Linked DNA regions of Homo sapiens: all the other regions are linked to region 1. A link is a loop called in an ENCODE intact Hi-C map of the cell type or tissue named here. Cell type or tissue: K562. All regions are shown on one strand. Each heading gives the region's core, and the rest is flanking DNA. Links, peaks and the distances in the headings are about the cores only. Region 1 has its middle 59 kb from the start of SP110. Region 2 overlaps FBXO36 (F-box protein 36). Region 3 has its middle 89 kb from the start of LINC01907.

Evidence for each region. Hi-C counts contacts between places; a loop is a spot of excess contacts. Peaks named below come from ENCODE experiments on the same cell type or tissue, not always from the same donor. Only the 100,000 strongest peaks of a DNase experiment are listed, where the experiment ranks them.
Region 2: a loop joins it to region 1, with 16 times the contacts of the local background. A loop is called at or near these places in 96 of 110 quality-filtered maps.
Region 3: a loop joins it to region 1, with 5 times the contacts of the local background. A loop is called at or near these places in 40 of 110 quality-filtered maps.

The regions. Positions count from the first base shown.
Region 1 is chr2:230,157,407-230,164,801 of GRCh38, reverse strand. No RefSeq gene overlaps it. Among named protein-coding and RNA genes, the nearest start is that of SP110, 59 kb to the left of the region's middle. RefSeq lists a silencer at 4,407-4,476. In K562, for the core only: a CTCF peak has its summit at 4,454 (motif pointing right); a DNase peak (open chromatin) is centred at 4,451.
Region 2 is chr2:230,004,247-230,011,641 of GRCh38, reverse strand. It overlaps FBXO36 (F-box protein 36), which reads right to left. Exons shown (of 4, transcript NM_174899.5): 4 at 1-946. The coding sequence ends at 758. Among named protein-coding and RNA genes, the nearest start is that of SLC16A14, 61 kb to the left of the region's middle. RefSeq lists a silencer at 4,664-4,853. In K562, for the core only: a CTCF peak has its summit at 3,283 (motif pointing left); a DNase peak (open chromatin) is centred at 3,261.
Region 3 is chr2:230,607,848-230,615,242 of GRCh38, reverse strand. No RefSeq gene overlaps it. Among named protein-coding and RNA genes, the nearest start is that of LINC01907, 89 kb to the left of the region's middle. RefSeq lists enhancers at 1-57, 3,875-3,934. In K562, for the core only: a CTCF peak has its summit at 3,686 (motif pointing right); a DNase peak (open chromatin) is centred at 3,722.

The sequences.
Region 1 (7,395 bases), core at 1,661-6,660:
AACTGATATTAATATAATTGCAATTTGATAGTATTTAAACCTATTTTTTAGCATGTTAATAATGCTAATTGCTATTTTTAAACAAAAGTTCAAAGGACATAAACTTTTCTCAACATAATGCTTTTCTCAAGACAAAAATTGCAAATCATTACAACTTACTAAATTGTCCTGGTCTGTGTTTCTGGCTTTTCATTCTTAGTCTCCATGGAGGAGTAAGACCATCAAAAACCGAGGCCCTGCCCCATAAGGAGGCAGAACCTGTCCAGCAGGCCCCCTTCAGCCTCCCAGTGAGGAACTGGGAGTAGAGTGTGTTGGAGTTTCCATTTAGGTACCCAGTGTCACAGACTAATGAACAGAAAATGTATAGAGATTTCTTTTGCTCCTATTTCTCAGTGTTTTCACAACAGTGTGAACTGTGAAATAGATTGACCTCACCTATGATCCAGGAAAGGGCGGAGGCAGTTTGAGCACTGGCTCAAGAAAAGCATATAATAAAGTAGAATTCCCTTCATTGTATGGAAAGACAACAAATATGGCCATAAAGATGGCCACTCCTGGTGCCATTTTGGAGTGAATGCTGAGTTCTAGAGATGATGATTTTATCAGCCTAGACTTTAGACTTCCAAATCCTTCTGAGAGGTACACTAAAGGTTCCCATTCCTAGCATAAGCTCAATGCATTATGATAAAAGATTCCCCTCCCTACCAGTTTACCAGCAGCCAGGATTGCTGGGTAAAAAAATCTTATATCCATTCATGACCTAACCCTGTCTTCCGTTCTCGCATTGGTAAGCTGATCCAGGTCTGTCTGTCTATCATCTAATCATGGCTCTGGGTTTCTCTGTATCTTGGGCAGGGGGTGGGGGGTACCCTAAAGAGTCATTTATTTCTTTCAAGTTGAGACTTTCAAACACTAGCAGTTTGATTGCCATGACAGCCAAGACCCCTATTCCCGGAACACTCTCTTCCCTTGCTCCTGTTTGTTGCTGTACTGCTCCCCTGGTTTTCAAGTGATTTCTGCCTGCGAGAGCAGGGTTTGGGTTATTCTGCTTAGCCCAGCTGGTCCTCACCTTCCCCCAGACTCTCTGAGCTGTAGGTGCAGGATTTGCCCTCCTGGTCGTTTCCCACTGCTCAGGCCTCATCCACGTTCAGCACGTACCTCCTTAGATGTTAAAAACTCTTAATGAACCCACCATCAGTGATGCCCCTGCAGACAATGCCAATTGCCTCTCTCCAGGGACCCATTCCAGTCCTGCACCCAGGCCATAATAACATAGGCGTTAAAAAGAAATTATTTAGGCAGATAGTGAGGGTAAGGAAGTCCTCGCTGAGGTTTTCCTTTTAATGAAAAGCAGCCCCCAAGTCATTTCTTTTCTAACAAAAAGCAGCCTGTAAAATTGAGCTGCAGACATAGATAAGCAAGCTGGAAGCTTGCACGGGTGAATGCCGGCAGCTGTGCCAATGGGAAAGGGCTATCTGGGAGCCAGGCATGTCCAACACGGTGGCTCCATCTTCCCTTTTCCTTGCCAACCACATGTACAGTAAGGAGCAGACAACATGGTGCTGACCAAGTAGAAAACCCATTTGCATAATAATAAGATTAGGGTGGGGTGGCCAACTTCCTCCTGTGCTATGTAAATGTCACATGTGGTCCAACCAATCTGTGGGCCCTATGTAAATCAGACACTGCCTCCTCAAGCCAGTCTATAAAATCCGGTGCATTTTGGCGTGGGCTGGAAGACCCACTTGGGCACTCCTCTCTCTCTGCAGGAGAGTTATTCTTTTTTCTCTTTCTTTTGCCTATTAAACCTCCACTCTTTCTTTTTTTTTTTTTTTTCTGAGACAGAGTCTCGCTCTGTCGCCCAGGCTGGAGTGCAGTGGTGCAATCTTGGCTCACTACAAGCTCTGCCTCCCGGGTTCACGCCATTCTCCTGCCTCAGCCTCCCAAGTAGCTGGGACTACAGGCGCCCACCACCACGCCCGGCTAATTTTTTGTATTTTTGGTAGAGACGGGGTTTCACCATATTAGCCAGGATGGTCTCTATCTCCTGACCTGGTGATCCACCTGCCTCATCCTCCCAAAGTGCTAGCATTACAGGCGTGAGCCACCGCGCCCGGCCAAACGTCCACTCTTAATCTCACTCCAGGTGTGTCCATGTTCTTGATTTCCTTGGCATGAGACCACAAACCTCAAGTATTACCCCAGGTGAACAACACTGCTTCAATTTCTCCCATCTGATCCAGCTGGGTTCCACTCTTTCCTGAACCCTTTCCTCCCCAACTGGCCAGGGAGCCTGCATCAGCTCAGGACTACCTTCAGGTTATGATGTGGGAGGTTTTACATGACTCCAAAAGGTTGCAAAAATGGAACAACAAAAAAAGCTTTCTTATCAGGAATGACTGGAGGAATTACATGTAAAAATACATTCCCCCCTCTAGCTGATAGCAGAAATTCCACCTTGGAAGATTCATTCTTAGAAACTGGGGAGACATTGTCTCCTGGTGAAGTGCAGCCTCCCTCAGGAGAGGTAGACTTCATTGGCATCAACATCTGGAGTGGGTACATTTCTCAGATGCTTTCCAAGCTCTGGTAGAGCCAGGCCTTCAGAGCAAGCTCACATTCTGCAAGTAGTTATGGGAGTCGGTGGGCGGGGTCAGTCCTGGCAGGTGCCTTGGACTCTTTGCTTTCCTGCCCTGAGCCCTGAGGACCCTGACTGCTTCTCTTTCGTCCCAAAGCTGCTCCAATGGAACTCCTCCCCTCTTGAAATTAGGTGTGGGGACTATGGGATTCACAACTCTCCTGTCATTCTATCTCTTCTGTAATTGTGACTTAGAAAAAATGCACAGACCGTATTCATTTTAGCAGTCATTCCCCTATGAAGTGACATGTGAAATAATGAAATCAAGAAGGCACTGTCTTGCTCTCTTCACCTCTGGTCTCAACTGGGCCATTTGAATCTCCAGAACCATCTAGAACAAGGAAGACCACCTGGCGAAGTCCCTCCCAGCACAGGACTCCAGGCAACCTGGCACCAGTCATCCCCATTGGACAAGACCAGAGCTCAGATGCATTGGCAGAGGGGACACTTTTCCCCTTTAGCAGCTACTGGCGTCTGATCATTTACAGAGAGGTTGGGTAGAACCCTGAGGAACCCATGATAGCCACTTTCCAGAAGACAGCCCGGGGCCTCAAGCAAAAACTCAATGGTGAGGACAGTCACCCAGACCTGGACACAAGGCCCAAGTATGAGCAGAAAGGGGTGGTTACACGTCCAGGATGTCAGCTGATACTGAAGCATCTGACACACTGTTCTGAAACAGAGTCTGTTGGATGTGGAGTTAAGGTTTTGACTCACTAAATGCTCTGCCCTAGGGGATAAAGTGGAAATGTCCTTATTTCGCAAGGGCAACAGCGAGGTTTCCAGCCTTCAGGCCCAGCAGTGGTTCTCCAGCTTCCACAACCCAGACCTTAAGCACTGTGGTTGCAGCATTCAGACCCCGGGCCACAACTGTGCCCAGCTATCAAGGCCGGGATTGAGGGGAGCTGACTCAGCTGCCCCCATGACTTGGTTCAGAATTGACTCACGGGCCTATGAAAGTGCTCTGGGGGTACCTGTCAAAGCTTGGTCTTGGCCAGTGAAAGATAAGCATTCAAGTTAATGGGCATATGTTAGTACTCACCAGCAGGAAAAAACTAGAGGCTTCAGTGCATCCTAGGATCCTGGGGGAAGAATTGTCATGTCCTCCTAAGAAGGCAGAATTGGTCCAAACAAGGGACAGTGAGGAGGGCAGGGTAAACAAGCCACTCCTTGCCACCTACAAGTGCCAATTTGCCCTAAATTTTCCCAGACAGAGCCCACAGGTCAGATTTTGATGTTTCTGTATCTGGACCATGACCCAGTTTGTATTCATAGCCAATCCCTAATCTCATCATCATCTCAGTTTCCAGTTCCTCAAAGAAGTTTACCCTTGAACCCCTAGGCCTGGTTCTGGCTCTGTGGAGGGCTCAGGCAGAGCAGAATGCATACAGAGGCTTTCCCATTCTCCCAGGATGGGCACAGGACCTAGCCCTGAGAGCAGCAGGCACCCTGGACTTCTACAAAAGTGTGCCATAGGCCAGGCACGGTGGCTCAAGCCTGTAATCTCAGCACTTTGGGAGGAGGCGGGTGGATCACTTGAGGCTAGGAGTTCAAGACCAGCCTGGCCAAGATGGTGAAACTCTACTAAGAATACAGAAATTAGCCCAGTGTGGTGGTGTACACCTGTAATCCCAGCTACTTGGGAGGCTGAGGCAAGGGAATCGCTTGAGCCTGTGGCGGGGTGGCGGAGGTTGCAGTGAGCCGAGATTGCACCACTGCACTCCTGCCTGGGCGACAGGAGACTCTGTCCACCCTCTCCCTACCCCACAAAAAAAAAAAAAAAAAAAAAAGTGTAGCATGCTGTTCAACCACCAGAGGGCACTGTGGGCCCCTCCAGAGACGGAAAGGAATTGAGCTATTAAAGCTCCTGCAAGGACAAGGAACTAGCAGAAAGAAGTAGTGAAGGCTTTGAAGGGGAGGAAGATGCTCTCAGTGGCTCCTATTTCATGCAGATGGAGGAAAACCAACCAAGAGCATGCGCCAGGTCCTCTCCAGATGAGACTGGCAAAGACGAAGCAGCAGGCAGTCACGTTTAGGCACATGCTTGCGAGGATTTCCTTACTGTGACAAAAGGTCCCTTCTGTTGTTTGTCACAAGTGCAAAACCTCACAGCTAGCATAATGAAACAACTGAGATGCACTCAGTAACGTGGGCTGGAAAAGGATCCCCAGTTTTTCGTTTCATAGATTGGAATCTGGTAGGAGGCCCGCCTGGGGATGGCCGGCAGCAGGCAGAGACCTGGATTCTAGATCCTCCCATTTGCAAGAATGTCCCAGGTGACCTCCTCTCGGGGATGCTAGAGGATGAGGACAGGGTGAAGAAGCCAGCCTACTGGGGGAAGGGGGGTCTTTGGGACCAATCAAGAGTGCTTAGAGAGGGGTCCTCTGAGATATCTGGACACTGACCGCTTCCCAATGAATTGCCTATGGCCCGCTGCTTCAGAATCACAGGGAGCTTGCCTAAAATGCAGATTCTGGGATGTTGGCTCTGGGTGGGAATCTCTAGGATTCAGGCCCAGGAATCTGTGTTTTTAACCAGTTGAACAAGTTTTCTAGGTGATTTTTGTTTGTTTGTTTTGTTTTGTTTTGCCACAATTAGGTTTGAGATCCACTGCCCTACGACTGGTCCTTTATCTGACTTAAACATTTGACAAAGGAGCAAATCTAACTAAGGTATCTGTGGTGTGGGCAGCAGTAGAGCCTGCAACTTAATCACAAGAGCTGTCCTTGTCCTGTGAGGTGACAACCGAGAGTTTATTGTTTGGTTGATTGCTTGGTTTGTTTAATTGTAATGTTTTGTAGTTTAATTGTTTATTTATTAACAGCTTTCAGAAACAGTAATAAGAATAGAATGTGAAGCCAACTGCAGAAGAAAAAACTAAACTGAGAAGGGAACTAAATAAAAAAGCAGCTGGGCAGATGAGATTTGGGGGTGCAGGGAGCAAGCATGTGGATGGAGGGAGGAGATTAATATTGAGCCATGGTCATGAGAACTTCAGAGAGAGATGGATGAGTGGAGGTGGCCCACACGGTATTCTCTTTTAGTGTTAAAGTCTCACCAATGCACCACGACGTAGCAGTCTCTCGTTGTGACGTATTACCTGGAGTTCTTTGTCTCATGACCCAGAGAATTAAGGAGTGTGGACACAAAAGGTGAGATTGGAGCAAAAGTTTTCTAAGCAAAAGAAGAAAGCTTTCTGCCATGGAGAGGGGGCCCAGAAGAGGGTTGCTGTCTTTACAGTTGAATGCAAAGGCTTTTATAAGAAACTGATGAGGGCTGGGCATCTCATTTGCATAAGACACAAATTTCTGTTAGCTCCACCCCATCCTCCAAGTGTGCATGTGGGCCCTTAGCTTAGTGACTCCATATTGCTTTGTTCCCCTTACTGTACATGTGTTACGGGACAGAACTTTCCACTGCAGGCGTGTCTGGGTGAGTCACCTGTGTAGCTTTTCTTATCTATGTGGCTGTGGGCGTGTCTTAGGCAAGCCCCTCTGTGCAAGTTGGCTGTTCTTTTGTTTGAAAGAATTTAACTGAGGGCCCACCCTAACTGCCTGCCTGACTGGCTTCTTCCTTTCTCCTCTCTCGGTAGGTCATGGATTGGCTCCTGCTTTGACACCGCCTTGAGGGACTTAAGATGTTGGCATGATTTTTGAAGCTTTTTATTGGATATTGGGTTGATATTATATTTGAACATGAAGTCACCCTGAGGTGTGCTGTCAGGTGGCCCCATTGTATTTGGATACAGGCAGCTGTGAAATGCAGGGGAGCAGTTAAGAATATTAACAGGTCCCCAGTTGAAATGCTTTAATGGCAGTGGTACATGGCCTGTTCCTACCCCACCCAACACACGTCACAACCCCAACCCCTACCCCCAAAGCCTATTCTCAATATGGCAGCCAGACTTAGCCTGTTAAGATGAGTCCAATCCTACCTACTCCACCTTCAGGGTGAGAGCACCCCCTCTGAGGCCTGTATGAGGGGCTTCTCCCCTCCCTCGTAGGTCTGCTGCACCCACTGGCCTCCCTGGAACCCAGGCCACTCCTGCCTCAAGGCCTTTACACCAGCAATCCCCTGGGTCTGGAGCTTCCTCCCCCTGGAAGTCCCCACAGTTCACCCTCACATCTTTAATGTTTTTGCTCAAATGTCCCTGGGGGAGCCTGCTCCAACCACCCCTAATGCTGCAACCTCCCACACCTGGCTCTCCTGCTCCCTCTCACGTGTGTCCTTTCTTCCCCCAAAATATCCCATTTATCATGTTCTAACACGCAACATGATTTGTTTATTGTGTTTGGTGTCTGTCTCTTGTCACTATCATGTAAGCTCCACAGGGACAAAATTTTTTATCTCTTTTGTTTGTTGGTATATCCCTACCGTCAAACTCATCAGCGCTTAATACAGATTTGTAGAATGAATGGATGAATGAATGAATGCCTCTAGGCTCCCAGTCAGTCTGAGCAGGCTGGTTTGCAGGTCCGGAGCTTCTCCGAGCAGCATCTCCCGACTCCTGGTCCCCATTGGGTCACTGGAATCTCACTCCCCATGCACCAGGCCACGTCTTGATGTTTGATGGGCTGGGCTCCCGCTCTGGTTCTGCCCCAGGACTCCCTTCTGCATCCTGCCCCGTGGTGTCCTTGCCTATGCCCCTCTCATCGGTGCCACTGCCCTCCCGAATGCAGCCTGGGCGTCTCTGCTGTGAGCTCCCGTCACTGGGCTCTGCCCTCTGTGGACACACTGTGCCACTTCCCCTTCTATGT
Region 2 (7,395 bases), core at 1,157-6,156, 150 kb after region 1:
CTCCACCTCTACTAAAAAGAAAATACAAAAAAAAAAAAAAAAAGAAAAGAAAAGAAATGTTTATAGGTTTATTTAACAATGTGAAGTAGTCCTGGGAAGTTGTACTTTGAGCAAGGTCCGCAAGCAGGATGCCTGCACTTCTCCAGTCATGCTCCAGCACCAGGTCGGAAGCTGTCTACATGCGGGGATGGACCCTGGCATCCTGGGCTCACAAGGATAGGGCCCTGAATATGGACTTAGCAGAACAAAGTTGGGAAGGCAGCTGCACCCACCCTGAGTGCCTCCCGTGGTACGTGCCCTTCACAGTTCCTGGTGGGGACACTCAGCCACCAGCTTCATGGCTGGACGCAGACGACACAATGCCAGGAAAAAATTCAAAAGCCCCATTACCCTTTCTAATGCCTAGATAAAATAGATGTCTAATAAAAACCTGCTAATAATCATTTATTGTTTGTTTATATACAATAGAAACCTCTTTTATAATGGGTGTGGGATAAGGATGATGATGGCCTATGGGGCTCCCTGTCTTACAGCCCTTGTCCTCGGGCCATGATTTGACCTCAGAATGACGGTGACTCTAGCAAGGCACTGGGGAGCCAGACTCTGCTGCATTTGTGTGCAAATCCCCTACGAGTTTCAAATGGCTCCACGCATCAACAAAACCTCTTAGTTCTTAAGAAAAGGAGACAGAAGAGATTTGGACACTGAAGAGAAACACAGCCATGCCTGAGCTCCCTGCTGGTAGGAAAATGTGTGCCTAAGGTTGCTTTTCTCTCAGGTTTCCATATTTTTGTTTCCTCTTGCGGAGCTGCCGCTGGAGCTGGAGCTTGTTGGTGAAGAACAGCTGTCTCCAGCCTGTGTCCTCCGCCAGGGCCCTCACGTCAGGAGTGATGGTGTCGCAGGTCGACTGGACTATCTGTTCCCACAGTTTATCAGACATGCACAGCTGTGGGTGGGAAAAGTCAGAGGTGGGTTACAGCACACATGTGTTAACTCATTATCAAACTCTTGCTGCCTGTGGGACACTGGAGAAACACTACCTGTGCCAGACACAGGTCCTGCCTTGAGAAACCTCCTCTTTGAGGAAAACAGCCAGACACAAATATGTAAGTGCACATATATCTAAAGGACATACCCTTCTGCACACACTTAAACTTCCCAGTGACGGCAGTAGAAAGAACATCCTCCTACCAACACCAGGCAACACAACACTCCCTCGTGCAAGGGAAAATGTGTTATTCTCCACCTTCACCCCCACCCCACTGCGGCCAAGTCCCATCAGTCACTGTCAACATCTGGATGAAGTTTGTTGCCTCTAGTTAATTCCAATTCATCTCTATTTATCTATGTATGTATTTATTTATTTTTATTTTTATTTTTGAGATGGAGTTTTGCTCTTGTTGCCCAGGCTGGAGTGCAATGGCGCAATCTCGGCTTACTGCAATCTCTGCCTCCTGGGTTCAAGTGATTCTCCTGCCTCAGCCTCCCAAGTAGCTGGGATTACAGGCATGCGCCACCACACTGAGCTAATTTTGTATTTTTAGTAGAGACAGGGTTTCTCCATGTTGGTCAGGCTGGTCTTGAGCTCCCGACCTCAGGTGATCTGCCCACCTTGGCCTCCCAAAGTGCTGGGATTACAGGCGTGAGCCACTGTGCCCAGCCTTATCTATTTTTTTATCTATCTATTTATTTTTTTTAGACAGAGTCTCACTCTGTTGCCCAGGCTGGAGTGCAGGGGTGCGATCTCGGCTCACTGCAACCTCCGCCTACTGGGTTCAAGTGATTCTGCTGCTTCAGCCTTCCAAGTAGCTAGTACTACAGGTGCACACCACCATGCCTGGCTAATTTTTGTATTTTTTTTTATAGAGACAGGTTTTCGCCACGTTGATCAGGCTGGTCTCGAAGTCCTGACCTTGTAATCTGCCTGCCTCAGCCTCCCAGAGTGCTGGGATTACAGGCGTGAGCCACCGTGCCCGGCCGGAAGTTGTATTTATAACTTTCTCCCTCTACCATCACCCCATCTTCTGTCTGTCTTTAGCCAGCACTTCAGCTCATCAAGATGCTACCCCTGGTGATGTGATCCAAACCTTCTCCAATTCCTGCAAGGTGTGAGCACTTCTTGGTCTTGAAAGTAGAAGATGTTCTATTCTTCTATTAACTTTTGCCACTGCACACCATAAAAAAAGAATGAAACCATGTCCTTGCAGCAGTGTGGATGCTGCTGAAGGCTGTTATCCTAAGCAAAGTAACACAGAAATGGGAAACCAAATAGCGCACATTCTTACTTGTAAGTGGGAGCTAAATCTTGGGTTCACACAAACATAGGCATGATTGCTGTCCCCTCATAATGGAGCACCAGGGCAGCCTCCCTGGCCCATACCCAGCTTCCCCCTGCCCATCCTACCTCCTATCCCAAACAGCACCAGCCCTGGCCAGCCCTGTTGTGCTGTGCCCCCCTGTGTCCTGACTTCCTCCTGGGGAGGAAGAAATGTGTAAGTGTGACCTCTACCTCCTGACACCACTACGTTCACTTCTGAACAGAAAGCAGTCACCACTCCTTCCTTCCATACTTCATGATCTTCTAAAAGTACTCCAATAAGGGAAGAGAATGAATTACAAATAGAAATGAATAGTACAATAAGGCATAATTGCTTAAGATCCTTTCTGCGCAAACATCAACACAACAGCTATTATAGTCACATAATGGTTATTGCTAAACAGCAACACTGAATCATATGATATCTACAGACCTTAAAGCATTTTGATGTTAGAAGGGTCACTCATTATCTTATCTCTCCTTCAACAGTCCTTCAAGGTTTAGTTCCTCTACTCAGATTACAACCTATTCTAAATATAAACAAAGGAAAACTTTAAAAATGTCTTAATATGAAAAACAGATCATTTGACCTTCCTTTAAAAGATCTGAACTCCAGCACCAATGTGGATTACTATCCCATTACTAGCACAGTACATTTCAGGATATCAATGTGTCTTGTAATAGAGATTATGGGTGGAAACTACAAGATTTGGGGGGAAAGGAAATAATTCTCAAAAGAGCTAAAATTTCCACTAGTATAACTTCATTTATGACTCATCAAATTTTATACTGAAAATATTTACAGTTTTGTTTTATATTATAAGTTCGTGTACAAAATACCCCCATCTATGACTCCCAAACCCTGACGATCTTTTGCTTAGTAGTTGCCAGGTTGCAAAACGAAAGGTTCTATAGTTTTGGCTACTCAGATCCAAAGCCCAGCTAACCATGGATTTAGCGCCCCCCGGTGGTGGTGCATGAATTTTGCATACATAAATTGTCAAGTTGAAGAGAATCTTAGGGCTTATCTATTTAAAACCTCTCCCTTTGCAAATAGGAAAACCAGGGCTGAGAGAAGAGAAGGGAGAAGGATGCTGTTCCAGGTTCATGCTGGGGAGTGGCTGAGCGAAGAACAGAACAGAACCCAGCTCTCCAGCCTCCTGCTTATTTAAACACACCACACTGCCTGCGCAGTGATGCTAGGAGATCTCCTCCCGCAAGCTTCCAGCCTTCTAGAGTCCCCTGAGACATTTGATCTGTACAACCTTAATATCGATTGGTCAAATTCTTGGGCCAGGATGAGCACAGTGGCTCATGCCTGTAATCCCAGCACTCTGCGAGGCCGAGGTGGGTAGATCACTTGAGGTCAGGAGTTTGAGACCAGCCAGACCGACATGGTGAAACCCTGTCTCTACTAAAAATACAAAAATTAGCCAGGGGTGGTGGCAGGCTCCTGTAATCCCAGAACTTTGGGAGGCCGAAGGGTGGATTATTTGACATCAGGAATTCGAGAACAGCCTGGCCAACATGGTGAAACTCTGTCTCTACTAAAATACAAAAATTAGCCAGGTATGGTGGCATGCGCCTGTAGTCCCAGCTACTTGGGAGGCTGAGGGAGAATCGCTTGAACCTGGGAGGTAGATTGCAGTAAGCCAAGATTGCTTCACTGCACTCCAGCCTGGGCAACAGAGCGAGACTCTGTAACAAAAAAAAAAAGAAAATTGTTGGACCAAACCCTTAGAATCAGGTTGCTGTAAACACAAGAAAACACATTAAGAGCACAAGTGCTGGTTCCACCTCAGATCTACCAAGCCAGATGCTCAGGGGATGGGCCTGGCATCTGTGTTTCCACCTGTGCCCCAGGGGCTTCACCTGCTTGGCCAGACATGGGAATTATGATCATAGAGGGTTTGTAGACATGAGGAAAAAATCTCTCTCTCCACAGCCAACAAAGGACAGAGGAGTGGTTTTCTTCCTAAGTGGTTCTCCCGGTGATTCCTGAGTCACAATCAGGATGAATGTGTTTATATGCCTGTCATGACCATCTCTTTCCCGGCCTGGGCCTCAGCCTTCTCATCTAGCTGCACTGGTGGTTTCTCCAGACTTATCTACTGCATTTTGGAGGAAATGGATAGCATCAAGGCCTGGTGCTATCAGGGGCAAGCCACTAGGCACCCCAGGCAGGTGCCCAAATGGCAGCACACCTTGGTGAACTTGTCTCAGTCCGAGACTGGCCCCACCCTGACAGGTGTGGAGCTCTACTTTCCAGTATGCTGGTTGCTCATCCACAGCTCCAGGCTGCAGGCTCCAGGCCTTGGTCAACATAGAATCAGAGCAAAGGCAGAAAGCTGGATGATCCTGATTGCTGGTGGCATTAAGTATAACTGGATACTTCCATCCTCAACTGTGGAATAGCACCATGGACTCCCTGGGCTGGGGTGCCTTTCACAGAGTCCCTACACAGTCTGGCTCTTGGGAATGTGTCTTTATGCTTCTAAGGCAGAAGCGATACTACGGCGTCAGGTCTGGCCGTGGGAGCCTTTCTGTCTCGTAGAGGTGACCCTGCACACCGCACTCTTAACAGGCTCCATGAAAACAACACCTTGACCATGTGCCTGCAGATCTGCCTGCTACTCCCCAGCCCCTCCCACTTCATTCCCAGCCATATTCTTCCTTTGCTCTGCTCAAGAATGTAAGCTCCTTAAAGGCAGGGACACGTGCATCTTTTCACCTTCAAGTCCCCAGAACCTACCACTGTGTCCGGCCCACAGCAGGGGCTCAGTAATTACATACTGACTGCACAGAGCCCTGAAGTGTATCCATATATCACTCGGTCCAGCAGTCGGGTGCCTGAGGGAAACTCCCTGGCCATATGACCTCGGGCACATCAGTTAGACTTGCTGAGTTTTAGCTTCCTTATGAATAGGATGGCAGGGCGCAGTGGCTCACGCCTGTAATCCCAGCACTTTGGGAGGCCAAGGCAGGCAGATCACCTGATGTAAGAAGTTAGAGACCAGCCTGACCAACATGGCGAAACCCCGCCTCTACTAAAAATACGAAAATTAGCTGGGCATGGTGGCATGCGCCTATAGTCTCAGCTACTTGGGAGGCTGAGGCAGGAGAATTGCTTGAACCCAGGAGGCAGAGGTTACAGTGAGCCAAGATTGTGCCAGCCTAGGCAACAGAGCAAGAGTCTGCCTCAAAAAAAAAAAAAAAAAACTAAAATAAAATAAAATAGAATGAGGATAATAATAGTATCTACATCTAAAGATTTCTATGAGAACTAAATAAAAAATGTAATTAGAAAACTTAGTGGAATGCTAGACATACAGTAGGTGCTCAATAAATGTTCTTATGGGCTGGGCGTGGTGGCTCACATCTGTAATCTCAGTACTTTGGGAGGCCGAGGTAGGCAGATCACTTGAGGTCAGGAGTTTAAGATCAGCCTGGCCAAAATGGTGAAACCCCATCTCTACTAAAAATACAAAAATTAGCCAGGTATGGAGGAGGACACCTGTAATCCCAGCTACTCAGGAGGCTGAGGCAGGAGAATCACTGGAATCTGGGAGGCGGAGGCTGCAATGAACGAAGATTGTGCCACTGCACTCCGACCTGAGTAACAGAGTGAGACTCCATCTCAAATAAATGAATGAATGAATAAATGAATGAATGAATGAATGTTATAGTCTGTGACCCAAGGTACATACTTATTTCCTTTTTTCCATATGCATGGAGGCGCATATTATAGTCCCAGTATACTACCTATATCATGCATATTTCAATATATTTCTTTGAGTATTTTAAATAGTTACACTTAGCAATTTTTTCTACAGATAAACATGCAATGCAAATTGTATATAAAGTATGGAGCATCATTTATAAATACAGAGGGTAAACAAAAAATCTGGTTAAATAAATTATCTTCACTGTGTGTGGTGGCTCACACCTGTAATCCCAACACTTTGGAAGGCCGAGGCAGGAGGACTGCTTGAGCCCAAGATTCGAGACCAGCTAAGGCAAGATAGCAAGACCCAGTCTCTACAAAAAACACAAAAATTAGCCGGGTGTCGTGGTGTGCACCTGTAGTCCCAGACATTTGAGAGGCTGAGGTGGGAGGATTGCTTGAGCCCAGGAGGTGAAGGCTGCAGTGAGCTGTGTTTATGCCACCACACTCCTGCCTGGGTGACACAGCAAGATGACCCTGTCTCAGGAAAATAAATAAATAAATAAATAAATAATCTGTCCATGCGCTGATATCCTATGGCAATTTTTTTAAATGGAGGAAGATTGATAGGTACTGATGTTTTATTTTATTTTTGAGATGGAGTTCCACTCTTATTGCCAAGACTGGAGTGCAATGGGTCAATCTCGGCTCACTGCAAACTCTGCCTTCTGGGTTCAAGCGATTCTCCTGCCTCAGCCTCCCAAGTAGCTGGGATTACAGGTGTGTGCCACCATGCCCAGCTAATTTTGTATTTTTAGTAGAGACGAGGTTTCACCATGTTGGTCAGACTGTTCTCAAACTCCTCACCTCAAGTGATCCACCTGCCTCGGCCTCCCAAAGTGCTGGGATTACAGGTGTGAGCCACCATGCGTGGCCAGTACTGATATTTTAAAAGTGTCTAAAATATGTTGTGAAGTAGAAAAAAAAACAGATGGAGAACAATATATAATATGTTACTACATGCTTTTTAGAAGGGTGTGTGTACCGGTATATGTACTTGCACATCCCACACACATATGGTTCTACATGTGTAGAATATCTCCGGAAGGACATGCAAAACACAGTTAATATGGTTGCCACTAGAGATGAGAATCAGAGGAATGAGGGTCAGGACTGGGAGGGGCAATAACTTTTTAGTTTATATACAAGGATACATAATTTTTAAACATTTCCAATCTGACCATTGCAATGGATGTCAACTTTCTTTTTCAAAAATATAAACAAAATTGATATGGAAGCATTCAACCACCGTTTTCTGGGAGGTAACTCTGGGCTAGACACTCTGTTAAGGTGGGTATATGAAGTTAGGTGACACAATCCTTGCCCTTGAGCTTGGCAGAGAGACAAGTCAAGG
Region 3 (7,395 bases), core at 892-5,891, 450 kb before region 1:
GAAAAGCCCTTTTCTCAAAACTTGACTAGACTCCAGATGTACCTTCTTCTTTGGGAACTTGAAAGAAATGCAAATTCTTTGGCCTCGAACCAGATGTACTGAATCTGAGACTTAGGGGGCGGGGCCCCACAATCTGTGTTTTGAGAAGCCCTCCAGGTGAGTGAGCTGTGCGCTCAAGTTTGAGAAGCACAGGGTGTAGTCACTCACACAGCTCCTCTTGCCCACTCACCCTCCCAGGCAACGTCAGCCACCCCCGAGGCTTCAGTGGCTTCCAGATCTGATCTGCAGCCCAGGCTGCCTTTCTTTTTTTTTTTTTTTTTTTGAGACGGAGTCTCACTCTGTCGCCCAGGCTGGAGTGCAATGGCACGATCTCGGCTCACTGCAACCTCCGCCTCCTGGGTTCAAGCAATTCTCCTGCCTCAGCCTCCAGAGTCGCTGGGATTACAGGCCTGTGCCACCACACCCGGCTAATTTTGTATTTTTAATAGAAACTGGGTTTCTTCATGTTGGTCAGGCTGGTCTCAAACTCCTGACCTCAGGTGATCTGCCCGCCTCGTCCTCCCAAAGTGCTGGGATTACAGGCGTGAGCCACCGCGCCCGACCCGGGCTGGCTTTCTGAGCTGTAGACTTATTATAAACACCTGTCCAATGACACTGCTACTTGGATATGTCACAAGGACCTCAAATTCAGCATCTTAGTAAGTATTTATGTTTCAACTTAAGTGGTGTTTTCTCATTGGACTAGGTTTGTCTGACTTGCCATCTCTGCTATTACCCTGTATTAAAATTCCTTATGTAAACTATGCGTTCCACCACACCAGGAGCTCCGTGAAGGCAGGGATGGGATCGGTTTAGGTATGGCTCACTTAGGATCACAGCTAATATTAACTGTGTGAATGAATGAAAGCTCCTGTATTCTCTCTACCAGAGGTAGACAAATTGTGGTCCATATGCCAAATCCAGCCCATGGCCTGTTTTGTAAATAAAGTTTTATTGGAACACGGCCGTGCCCATTTATTCATATGTGGTCTAAGGCTGCTTTTGCGCTACAGTGGCAGAGTTGAGTAGTTGCTACAGAAACTTTACGACCTGCAAAGTCTAAAATATTTACTATCTGGTCCTGTATAGAAAAAGTTTGCTCCAAGGGCCTCCCTGATATGTCTCCAGGAAGGCCAGGCCCAGGTACTCTTCTGTGTTGTGATTACACTGAACTCTCTAGAATGCCAGCCTGGCTTGCCAGGACTTCAAGCTGCCTCCTAGCTAGCAGAAATGCACCTGAGCAAAACCCAGTTTTATAGGGGAAAAACTACTGAGGGGCTCAGAACTTATAAAGGAGCTTTGGCATTTACATAAACCCCATTTCCAGAGAGGAGAAGGCTGGAGACTAATGGCCCAGTTCCTTAACACATCAAGTCCACACACTTTAATGTATACATTTTCAAGAAGAATTAACAGATTACTGAGATTACCAGATGCGGTGGTGCATGCCTGTAATCCCAGCACTTTGGGAGGCCTAGGCGGGTGGATCACCTGAGGTTAGGAGTTTGAGACCAGCCTGGCCAACATGGTGAAACCCCGTCTCTACTAAAAATACAAAAATTAGCCGGGTGTGGTGGTGGGCACCTGTAATCCCAGCTACTCGAGAGGCTGAGGCAGGAGAATTGCTTGAACCCCGGAGACGGAGGTTGCAGTGAGCCGAGATTGCGCCACTGCACTCCAGCCTGGGTGACAAAGTGAGACTCCATCTCAAAATAAAATAAAATAAAATAAAATAAAATAAAATAAAATAAAATAAAATAAAATAAAATAAAATAATATCAAATAAAATAAAAGAGATGACTGAGTATTCCTTCAATGCAGTGGTTGCTATGTAATTTTGATTAACTTTATTAGCCAGGGTATTTTACAACTCTAAGAGGTAGAGGTTAACTTGCAGAAAAGGAATAATAATATGAAGATTCTTATTTGAAGGTTTTGTAAATGATTCTAGCCCATAACAATGAAAATGCATTTTGCATTGGAGAGATATAATTTTTTACTGTCTTGTAGAAAAGATGATTTATATAGTTTGTTGTGTAGTAGTATATTAACCAGCTTTGCATATATTAGCAAATTTGTTTCAGCATTCCTTTGACTGGACTGACAATGTAAATCTCAATTCTTCAAGTTCTCCTTTGAACCAGTTTTAACCTATTTCTGGTTCCCTTGTTTAATGAATGATTTGAATCAAACCATTGACATGTTCATTTTATATTTGTATGTTTCTAAAGTTTTTGAAAATTATAAATATAACCTAGTGATCCTTTCATGATTTGCTGTGGGCAGCTGAGCAGGAAGGGCCTCATGGCAGGCAGGGAGGGAAGATGACGCTGTGTGACACTCAGCAGCGGTGGGAAGGTGAAGCACTGCGGTCCGAAGTCAACATTCTTCAAAAAGGCCACGTGAAAAGAGTACTGATCATGAACATTTGAAAGCGGTCACAGTCTTCATCTAGTAAACATTTAGGATTTATGAACGATTCTGTGTTGGTGCTGGGAAGAAACGTTAAGATTTCTTTGTCGCTTGGGATTTTTAACTTTCAGGATTTGTGACATGAAGTTCTCTTGTTTATGGCGGCTGCTTCTTTTTCCACAAAACGGGGATACAGGGCAACTCCAGGTGCTGTTGTACTTGCTGCGAACGCTTAGTTGCCCCGGCAGACACTATGGCTAGATATTTCCTAGGGCTGGAGCTGTGAGGCCATCTTAGCCATGGCTATCAGTCTGAGAAGATACATCTTGTTCTGTATATGGGACCCCCACAAGTGTTTGAGGTGTTTGGTTCTATGTCTGCCAGAGAGAGCTCCCATTGGTGAGGGGGCCCTTTCAAAGCCATCTCTGCCTGGGATCCATTTCCACATCCATCACCTCCGGAGCAACGGTCAGATGGCAGGCATTAATCCACACTGTGGGGATGAATCACCTCCCCAAGACGGCATCCACTTACAACAACCCACTTCTCATCTCCCCTCATAAAGACAACTGTCTGCCGTGGTTAAACTCACTCCATAACCTAGTATTTTCTTCTCTGTTCAGGCCACCTCTGAGCCTGCACTGGAAGGATGCCCTCACAATGTGAGAATCTACAGGGCAGGCCAGGGAAGCTGACAGGCTCTGTGCTCCAGTGGAGGCCGTACAGTTGGGTATCTAGGTGCCACCTTACTTCTCTGCAACTTCAATGTCCCCTGCATCACTGCTGTGTGCCCTTAGAAGTCTGAGTTGCTCTGGAGGCTACACTTCAGAGCATTCTAGCCTAGAGGGAAATCCAGGGTGGGCAGAAATACATTGTTTGTGGAGACCCCTAGGTCCCCAGGGACCTAGGAGGATGGAAAGGTCATAAAGGGGATGGAAGAGCATCAAAGACACAGTATCCACCTAGCAATTTGAATTAAGGGTTCTCTGCGTAGGCCATAAACCCATTTGTGGGCACGTGAACTGCCACATATCAAAACCATCTCATGCACCTATTCTTTATGTTATTCCACCGTCATTTAGAAGTAAATAATGGCACTCTGACCTTGATTTTGTGATCTTCGTTTAGAAGGTTGAGAAGAATTCTATTTTTCCAGGATGGACAACAGGATGACTGACAAGAAGAAACGTTACAGGATGCTTTGAAAGGAGACTGTGCAATAGCAACATTATGCCACCAGAGGGCAGTGTAGACTTTCTGGAGAATCTGGAGAGGGGAATCAGGTTGGGGCGAGTATGGAAATTTTAGGGGAGAGAACCCGTGGTCAGACGCAAATTTCAAGTAGAGTTTTACTTGCTAAAATCAGAATAAAAAACCAACCTTCGCAGGAGAGCCCTGCCTTTCATTCTGTTCTGTGTGCTCCTACGGATCAGAACTGAGACCTGCGAAGTCAGGAGCAGGTTTCAGGAGGATTCCTGACATCAGGTTGCCGACTGGGAAGGTCTAGGGAGGGTGTCCAGGGCAGCAGAGGGTGGAGGGAGAACCTTGAAGGGTGTGTGTGGAGAAGAATTTCCCTCTACACTCTAAGGAGTTGGTAGCTGAGTCTATGAAATAAACTATCAGGCCCTGCACGGTGGCTCATGCCTGTAATCCCAGCACTTTGGGAGGCTGAGGTGGAAGGATGGCTTGAGCCTAGCTGTTTGAGACCGGCTTGGGTAACATCGTGAGACCCTGTCTCTACAAAAACCAAAAAAATTAGTGGGCTGGTGGTACATGCCTATAGTCCCAGCTACCTGGGAGGCTGAGGTGGGAGGATTACTTGAGCCCAGGATTTCCAGGCTGTCGTAAGCTATGATGGCACCACTGCACTCCAGCCTTGGCAACAAAGCAAGACCCTGTCTCTAAAAAAAATTTAAAAAATAGGTTGGAGGCAGTGACTCATACCTATAATCCCAGCACTTTGGGAGGCTGAGGTGGGAGGATCGCTTGAGTCCAGGAGTTTGAGACCAGCCTGGGCAACATAGTAAGATCACTTCTTTAACAAAAAAATAAATAGCCGGGCGGGGTGGTGGCGTGCTGTAGTCCCAGGTACTCAGGAACCTGAGGCGGGAGGATCATCTGATCCTGGGATGTTGAGGCTTCAGTGAGCTGCGATTGTGCCACTGCACTCCAGCCTGGGTAACAGAGCAAGACCTTGTCTCAAAAACAAAAACAAACAAACAAACAAACAAGCAAACACCTGCCAGGCTCATACCTGCAATCCTAACATCTAATACTTTTGGAAGGCTGAGGTTGGAAGATCACTTAAGGCTGGGAATTTGAGACCAGCCTGGGCAACAAAGTGAAACCCCATTTACACACACACACACACAGCAGGTGAATTACATGAGCAAAGGCACACAAATTTATTATGTGCACTGGGGCATCACAGGAAAGAAAAGGGAACACTTTCAAACCAGTGAGACTGAGGAGCTTGAATACCCTCCTCATGGTGGAGAGGGGTGGGGAGGTGCAGGCAACTTAGAGGAGAATTAATGGTTTTGGGGAGAGATGAATTGGACCTCAGAAGCAGAGATAATGGTTTGTGACAAAGTTTGTCCAGCTCTGGGGTATTCTTGTCTCCTCTCCTGGGATAGAAGTTAATCCTCCTTAGTCCCTATTTATTTATTTTTTATTCTTTAAGTTCTGGGATACATGTGCAGAACATGCAGGTTTGTTACATAGGTATACACGTGCCATGGTGGTTTGCTGCACCCATCAACCCGTCATCAACATTAGGTATTTCTCCTGATGCTCTCCCTCCCCCAGCCCCCACACCTCAACAGGCCCTGGTGTGTGATATTCCCCTCCCTGTGTCCATGTGCTCTCATTGTACATCTCCCACTTATGAGTGAGAACATGTGGTGTTTGGTTTTCTGTTCCTGAGTTAGTTTGTTGAGAATGATGGTTTCCAGCTTCATTCATGTCCCTGCAAAGAACATGAACTTATCCTTTTTTATGACTGCATGGTATTTCATGGTATATATGTGCCACACTTTCTTTATCTGGTCTATCGTTAATGGGCGTTTGGATTGGTTCCAAGTCTTTGCTATTGTGAACAGTGTTGCAATAAACATACATGTGCATGTGTCTTTATAGTAGAATGATTTATAATTCTTTGGGTATGTACCCAGTAATGGTATGACCCAGTAATGGCTGAGTCAAATGGTATTTCTGGTTCTGGATCCTTGAGGAATTGCCACACTGTCTTCCACAATGGTTAAACTAATTTACAGTCCCACCAACAGTGTAAAAGTGTTCATATTTCTCCACATCCTCTCCAGCATCTGTTGTTTCCTGACTTTTTAATGATCGCCATTCTAACTGGCGTGAGATGGTATCTCATCGTGGTTTTCATTTGCATTTTTCTGATGACCAGTGGTGATGAGCATTTTTTCGTATGTTTGTTGGCTGCATAAATGTCTTCTTTTGAGAAGTGTCTGTTCATACTCTTTGCCCACTTTTTGATGGGGTTGTTTTTTTCTTGTTAATTTATGTTCTTTGTAGATTCTGGATATGAGCCCTTTGTCAGGTGGATAGATTGCAAAATTTTTCTCCCATTCTCTAGGTTGCCTGTACACTCTGATGATAGTTTCTTTTGCTGTGCAGAAGCTCTTTAGTTTAATTAGATCCCATTTGTCAAATCTGGTTTTTGTTTCCATTGCTTTCGGTGTTTTAGTCATGAAGTCTTTGCCCATGCCTATGTCCTGAATGGTATTGCTATGTTTTCTTCCAGGGTTTTTATGGTTTTAGGTCTTACATTTAAGTCTTTAATCCGTGTTGAGTTAATTTTTTTTAAGGTGTAAGGAATGGGTCCAGTTTCAGTTTTCTGCATATGGCTAGCTAGTTTTCCCAACACCATTTATTAAATAGAGAATCCTTTCCCCATTGCTTGCTTTTGTCAGGTTTTTCAAAGATCAGATGGTTGTAGATGTGTGGCGTTATTTCTGAGGCCTCTGTTCTGTTCCACTGATCTATATATCTGTTTTGGTACCAGTACCATGCTGTTTTGGTTACCATAGGCTTGTAGTATTGTTTAAAGTCAGGTAGTGTGATGCCTTCAGCTTTGTTCTTTTTGCTTAGGATTATCTTGGCTATACGGGCTCTTTTATGGTTCCACATGAGATTTAAAGTAGTTTTTTCTAATTCTGTGAAGAAAGTCAATGGTAGCTGGATGGGGATAGCATTGAATCTATAAATTACTTTGGGCAGTATGGCCATTTTCATGATATTGATTCTTCCTACCCATGAGCATGGAATGTTCTTCCATTTGTTTGTGTCTTCTTTTATTTCATTGAGAAGTGGTTTGTAATTCTCCTTGAAAAGGTCCTTCACATCCCTTGTAAGTTGGATTCCTAGGTATTTTATTCTTTTTGTAGCAATCGTGAATGGGAGTTCACTCATAATTTGGCTCTCTGTTTGTCTATTATTGGTGTGTAGGAATGCTTGTGATTTTTGCACATTGATTTTGTATCCTGAGACTTTGCTGAAGTTGCTTATCAGCTTAAGGAGATTTTGGGCTGAGATGATGGGGTTTTCTAAATATACAATCATGTCATTTGCAGAGACAATTTGACTTCCTCTCTTCTTATTTGAATACCCTTTCTTTCTTTCTTTTTTTTTTTGAGACGGAGTTTCACTCTTGTTCCCCAGGCTGGAGTGCAATGGCGCGATCTCGGCTCACTGCAACCTCTGCCTCCTGGGTTCAAGTGATTCCCCTGCCTCAGCCTCCCGAGTAGCTGGGATTCCAGGCATGCACCACCATGCCTGGCTAATTTTGTATTTTTTTTAGTACAGACAGGGTTTCTCCATGTTGGTCAGGCTGGTCTCAAACTCCCGACCTCAGGTGATCCGCCTGCCTCGGCCTCCCAAAGTGCTGGGATTACAGGCATGAGCCACCGCGCC